Regions from separate parts of the Homo sapiens genome. Here region 2 is linked to region 1. A link is a contact called in ENCODE Hi-C data. All regions are on one chromosome and are shown on one strand. Each heading gives the region's core, a stretch centred on a gene start or an enhancer-like site at or near the end of the contact. The rest is flanking DNA. Distances are from core to core; before and after follow the strand shown. Region 1 overlaps CASC15 (cancer susceptibility 15). Region 2 has its middle 23 kb from the start of SOX4.

Evidence for each region. A loop is a pair of places that touch in the nucleus more often than their neighbours do.
Region 2: a map of endothelial cell of umbilical vein shows a loop between it and region 1 (2.7-fold over the local background). The contact joins two enhancer-like sites. A Hi-C loop is called at or near these places in 1 of 168 maps with a recorded cell type or tissue (endothelial cell of umbilical vein).

Annotation. Positions count from the first base shown.
Region 1 is chr6:21,768,247-21,771,044 of GRCh38, reverse strand. All of the region lies in intron 2 of CASC15 (cancer susceptibility 15), which reads right to left. Among named protein-coding and RNA genes, the nearest start is that of CASC15, 100 kb to the right of the region's middle. RefSeq lists enhancers at 1-459, 983-1,596. Within about 2 kb of position 1,329, at least 7 of the 41 ENCODE cell types and tissues checked have a DNase peak (open chromatin) inside an H3K27ac peak, as active enhancers do; they include endothelial cell of umbilical vein, where a contact is called at or near this core.
Region 2 is chr6:21,614,855-21,617,652 of GRCh38, reverse strand. No RefSeq gene overlaps it. Among named protein-coding and RNA genes, the nearest start is that of SOX4, 23 kb to the right of the region's middle. Within about 2 kb of position 1,457, at least 2 of the 41 ENCODE cell types and tissues checked have a DNase peak (open chromatin) inside an H3K27ac peak, as active enhancers do; they include endothelial cell of umbilical vein, where a contact is called at or near this core.

The DNA of each region.
Region 1 (2,798 bases), core at 80-2,579:
ATAGGAAGCTCCATGATAACTTTATTAAAATCTGGCACCCAAAAGTGAACACATTCTGCACAGATCATCTTAAATCCAATTTATTTCAGCAAACTTCCCCCCAAAACTAAAGCCAACACTCATTTTTCCTCTTCCTGACTACAAAGCGCATATCTGCTTGAACTGATGACATTTGATTGTGTGTGTGTGTGTGTGTGTGTGTGTGTATATATATATATATATATATATATATATATATAATTTTTTTTTTTTTTTGAGACAGAGTCTCGCTCTGTCGCCCAGGCTGTAGTGCAGTGGTGTGATCCTGGCTCACTGCAAGCTCCGCCTCCCGGGTTCACGCCATTCTCCTGCTTCAGCCTCCTGAGTAGCTGGGACTACAGGCACCCACCACCACGCCTGGCTAATTTTTTTTTGTATTTTTAGTAGAGACTGGGTTTCACCGTGTTAGCCAGGATGGTCTCGATCTCCTGACCTCCTGATCTGCCCGTCTCGGCCTCCCAAAGTGCTGGGATTATAGGCGTGAGCCACCGCGCCCAGCCCTCGATGATACATATTTTAAGATTTTCTGAAGTAGGTATCTTAATTAATGTGTGTCAGACTCACTTTTCCCAAAAATGACTACAACTTCATTAGGAGCCATGTTTCTTTGCAATTATCATTATGCCTAAAAGAACACAGTGCAGGTTGGGCACATGGTAAAGCCTCACCAAAACATCTGCAGAACTGAATTATGCAGCCTCTCTACAGGAAAGCCATGGCTTAGAGGCCACAGTCTAGTTTAAAAGATATAAACCTCACCTGAAGAGGAAGTTTATTGCTCTGTCTGTTTATTCACACAGAGTCTAAACAATGACACAGACTTTCAGACTGGAAAACTTAGTACAAATAAATGCTTCCAGACAGGTCTGGATTGGGAAGGAGGGCCATGGAATTCCTTCTCCTATCTGGGTTATTGAGCCCAGACAGTCATCACTCAAGTTATAAACACTACTAAATGATGTTGCATAGTTTTATTTAAAGCTATATTTGATTTCAGATTAGACTTTAACATTTAATAAATTTCCCATCAGTATATGGGAAGAGTGGAGACTATTTTGATTTAAGCGTTATTTCAAATATGAAACTCAAGCTGTGTTAGTTAAAAAGGGCTCTAGTTATAATTCAGTCTCACAGTAAGGTCAGGACTCTTGGATTCCCCTAATCCTTCTCCTCTAGGGCTGAAATGCCTGGGAATTCAGTGAATTTACATATTCTTTCCTGACCACAAAGCTGTCACAGGGCCCTAGCCAAACTCTCTCACTCCTCCAGATTCAAGCTGACTTATCTCTGTAACACTCAGCTCAGAATTCAGCTGGGAGAGAGTCTGCTTTAAGGGAGCAACTCTACCACTGAAAAAGCAGTGGCACCCTCCTTTCCAGGAGGTGAGATCTTACTCATTTTCCTCCTCTCCCACATCTCTTGGCGCAAGCCAGTAAATGTGAAGCTCTAATAGATTAATGAAAAGTCGGCACTGATCCCTCTGGACTCCATCCATTTTTAAGTGAGCTATGAGAACTTGGACACATTACAGATCCTGGAAGAATGAAATATGAGGAGAGAAAAGGAAGTTTGACACATGCAGAGAAACTGATCTCTGGGGCTAGGGAGAAGCTAAGAGAGAGGAAATTTTGGGACAGAAGGCATAATACAAACTTAATTCACGGATCATACACTACTGAAGAATAAAGACTGACTTCCCCATTAAAGTTTGAAAGTTGAGCAGCTAATACGAACTTGGGATTTCATGCAAAAACAATCATGCAGCTATTGACAGGCTAAATAAGGAGTTCAGTGCTACCTTAATTCATCTGACATTCACTCTACCTGCCCTGTCTATGCGAGGTAGTTAAAGAGGGAAAAGCAATTTTACATGGAAAATAAAAGATAAGGTTAAAAAAAAATAACAATTCCACTACAAAACAGACTAAGTTTGTCCTTCTTACCTTTATGAATCGCAAGCAGAAAAAAGTGGTAATTCTGGAGTGACCCTAGGACAAGGACAGAGATCACCTGGGGCAAATTTTCGAAGCAGATCTTCAGGGAAAAAATAAATCCCAACTCTAATTCTATCCCTGAAACTGGCATTTCCATGCAAATCTATTCTGTTCATTAAAAGCCAATATTATTCTGAAGTGCCACAAATCCATGAGTTTGGCCAGTACTGAGGAATCTATTAATTTTAATTCTACAGTAATTCCTTTAAAAGTCTGAAAGGTTGGTGGTATAAGGAAGAAAAACTAATTTAACCCACATTTATATAGCAACAAATAACTGGTAAACAAAAATCTCCATTCTAGTGTACATTAATATCCATTTTTTAAAAAATCAAATAAGACCATTTGAAAAAAGGAAAATTATGTTAGATTAACATCTGATTCTGTGCTGGGCACTTAGTAGGTGTTCAATAAATTATGATTGAATAAAAAACCCATTTCTTTAAAACACCAGAACTTACTAAGTAAAAACAGTGTATTAAAGATTACCTTCTCATGGGTAAGGAATGCAGGAAAGAAAAATGAAAATGCTATTACTGCTTAAATCTCCCACAAGAGCATGACCAAAGGAAATGAAAGTCTAAAACAAGTACTAAAAACATTTCATGAGTCACAATATTTATGCTACAACTCTTTCAAATTAACCAATTCTGTAATCATCCCTGAGAAATGAATATGGCTTAGAAAGATAAAAGAACGTTGTTGAGCTCAACCAAAATTATTGTGACACTAAAGTTATTTTGAGACAGTGTGCAGGTAGATGTA
Region 2 (2,798 bases), core at 208-2,707, 150 kb after region 1:
CAGGGCTGCAGTGACCTGTGATCATGCCACTGCACTCTGGCCTGGACAACAGAGTGAGAGCCTGTCTCAAAAACAAAACAAAATAATTATAAAAATGGATACACTGATCAATGTAAACATGGTTAAGTGGATGCTATTATGTATGAACAACATTTATAACTAACTGCTTTCTAAAATTAACTTTAAAACATATGCTGTACTTTAAATTTTTGTCTAATGCCTATGGAAAAGATGGTAAACTGTGGAACTACGTTCACTTTTTTTTTTTTTTTTTTTTTTTTTTTTTTAACACAGGGTCCTGCTCTGTTGCCCTGGCCGGAGTTCAGTGGTGTGATTTCAGCTCACTGCAACCTCCACCTCCTGGGCTTAAGTGATCCTCCTGCCTTAGCTGAGACCACAGGCATCAGCCACCAAGCCCAGCTAATTTTTTTTTTTTTTTTTGTAGAGATGGGGTTTCACCATGTTGCCCAGGATGGTTTCAAATTCCTGGGCTCAAGCGATCCACCTGCTTTGGCCTCCCAAAGCAAGCGTGGCGTGAGCCACAGCACCTGGCCTCACTTCTATTTCTTATCAGCTATTACTTTGGCCAAATTACTTAACAAACTCTCTGTTATTTATTTTCTTACCTATAAAATGGGGATAAATAATAACTATCTCATAGGGTTGAAATTAAATGAAATAATATACATATATATATATATATATAAAGGACAAGTATATAATAAATGCTTAATAAATGTTGCTATTGATGCCATTAGTGGTGGTAAATGGTGGTGATAAAGTTTAGTAGTAATTTCACTGGGCTCAGAGTAAGCCACTCAATAAAATCCTGCATGAAAATTGTTTTCTCTGTCTCTACCAGGTAACAAATTACTTTCAAGAAACAGACCAGGCTGGTCATGGTGGCTCATGTCTGTAATCCCAGCACTTTGGGAGGCCAAGGTGGGCAGATCACTTGAGGTCAGGAGTTTGGGACCAGCCTTGCCAACATGGTGAAACCCCGTCTCTACTAAAAGTACAAAAATTAGCTGGGCGTGGTGGCAGGCGCCTGTAATCCCAGCTACCAGGGAGGCTAAGAAAGAAGAATTGCTTGAACCCAGGAGGCAGAGGTTGCAGTGAGCCATGATCTCCAGCCTGCACTCCAGCCTGGGCAACAGGGCAAGACTCCATCTCAAAAAAAAACAAAACAACAAAACAAAACACAAACAAACAAACAAAAAACCAGACCACTGGACTAAAAATGACTTCGTCAACATGAATTTGTTTTCCCCACATAAGAAGTTTGGTGGTGCTGTTCTTGAATTGGTTCCATAGTTCATCATGTCAGGGCCCTGGGTCAGCCTTCCCAGGGTTCTCTGGGCATTTGCTCCTGGCCACAGGACAGCCACGTAGCTGCTCCAAACATCACACCCTGTGCACGCTAAGCAGGAAGGAAACAGGAATAGGCACTCATCAGTGGCCTCTCACCCATTATCAGGCAGGAAAATCGCTCTGAGACATCTCCCTCCCCTCCCCGGCAGACTTGCCCTTAGGTCAACTTCTCGGACACAGGGTGCTCCTGGCAGAAAAGGAGTCTGGGAATTGAGCATCTGCAATTTTCAGCCACAACAGAGGGGAGGCAGATCTGCCAGCCAGGAAAAAAGGTGAACCAAGGCTTGCCACCTTATTTTAACTTTATTTTTCCTTTTCATTACGAACCAGATATATTGTTTTCAAAGGTTCATTTCAGAGACCTAGCCCAAAATATAATGTGCCACCTCAATCTCTATACAAATGTTCATTGTCAGAGGTAAATAAGTAAATAACCCTTCCTCCCTCCTGAATGCAGCAGAGCAGGTAATTGTCAAGCCATTTAGACATTTTTAAAAACCCTAAAAACAAAATTGGGAAGCCGTGAGCCAGATGGTCTCCCATGATTGTTGCTGACTCGATGACTCACTCTTTTGTCCCTTGTGTTTCAGAATTTCTTTTTCAGAAATTCCCCTGATCTCATCTCTCTGTTTTCTTCCTCTTCCATTAGATGGATCAAATGTCTTCCAAAATATCACCTTCCTCTTCTAGCAATACAACAGCAGGGAAACGGTGGCAGAAACAGTACAACATGAGGGCTTGAGTGTGCTCTGTGTGTGTGTGTGTGTGTGTGTGTGTGTGTGTGTGTAGGGAATGTGGACAGAGAAAAACTAGATTTACCTTTTAACCTCACCCTGTTACCTTCCAAACATACAAAATACTTCAATACCTTCCTGGTAATCACGAGGCTCAGCTCACTCTCCACTCTTCCCCACACCTCCCATCCCTGGCCCAGTGAATTCCCTGCTCCCCACCTGCCAAAAAAGAAAAGGGTAGGGGGCTAAGAAGATCTCCAGCCTCTGAAAAAGGAAAGCAGAAATCGCCAGGGCTGGAAGCTCCCTCTCTACGGCACAGCAGACAGCGGAGTGACAGCAAAACCCTCTTCTGCTTCCTGCCTTTCAAAGGAAGCACACTGAGGCACTCACCTAACCAGCTGTCCTGCATCTTGTTCCAGGAAGATAATAAGGATTCCCAAACACAGCACATGCCTCACCCAAAGCCAGTGTGGGCCAGCAAAATGGAGATGCGTTGGAGAGACTCAGTGTGGATGCCCCGTTGGAGAAACAGGATCAAAATCATTGTATACCAACTAAAACCACTATCAAATACAATTCAGATGGGATCAATGATGGGTCCCATGAGCATCAGATAGGGATGCTGAAGCTTAGCAGCCACATAAGAGAAAAAGTCCACTTTGTGGAGGGCGAAGCTCTGAGACAGCAGCAGTG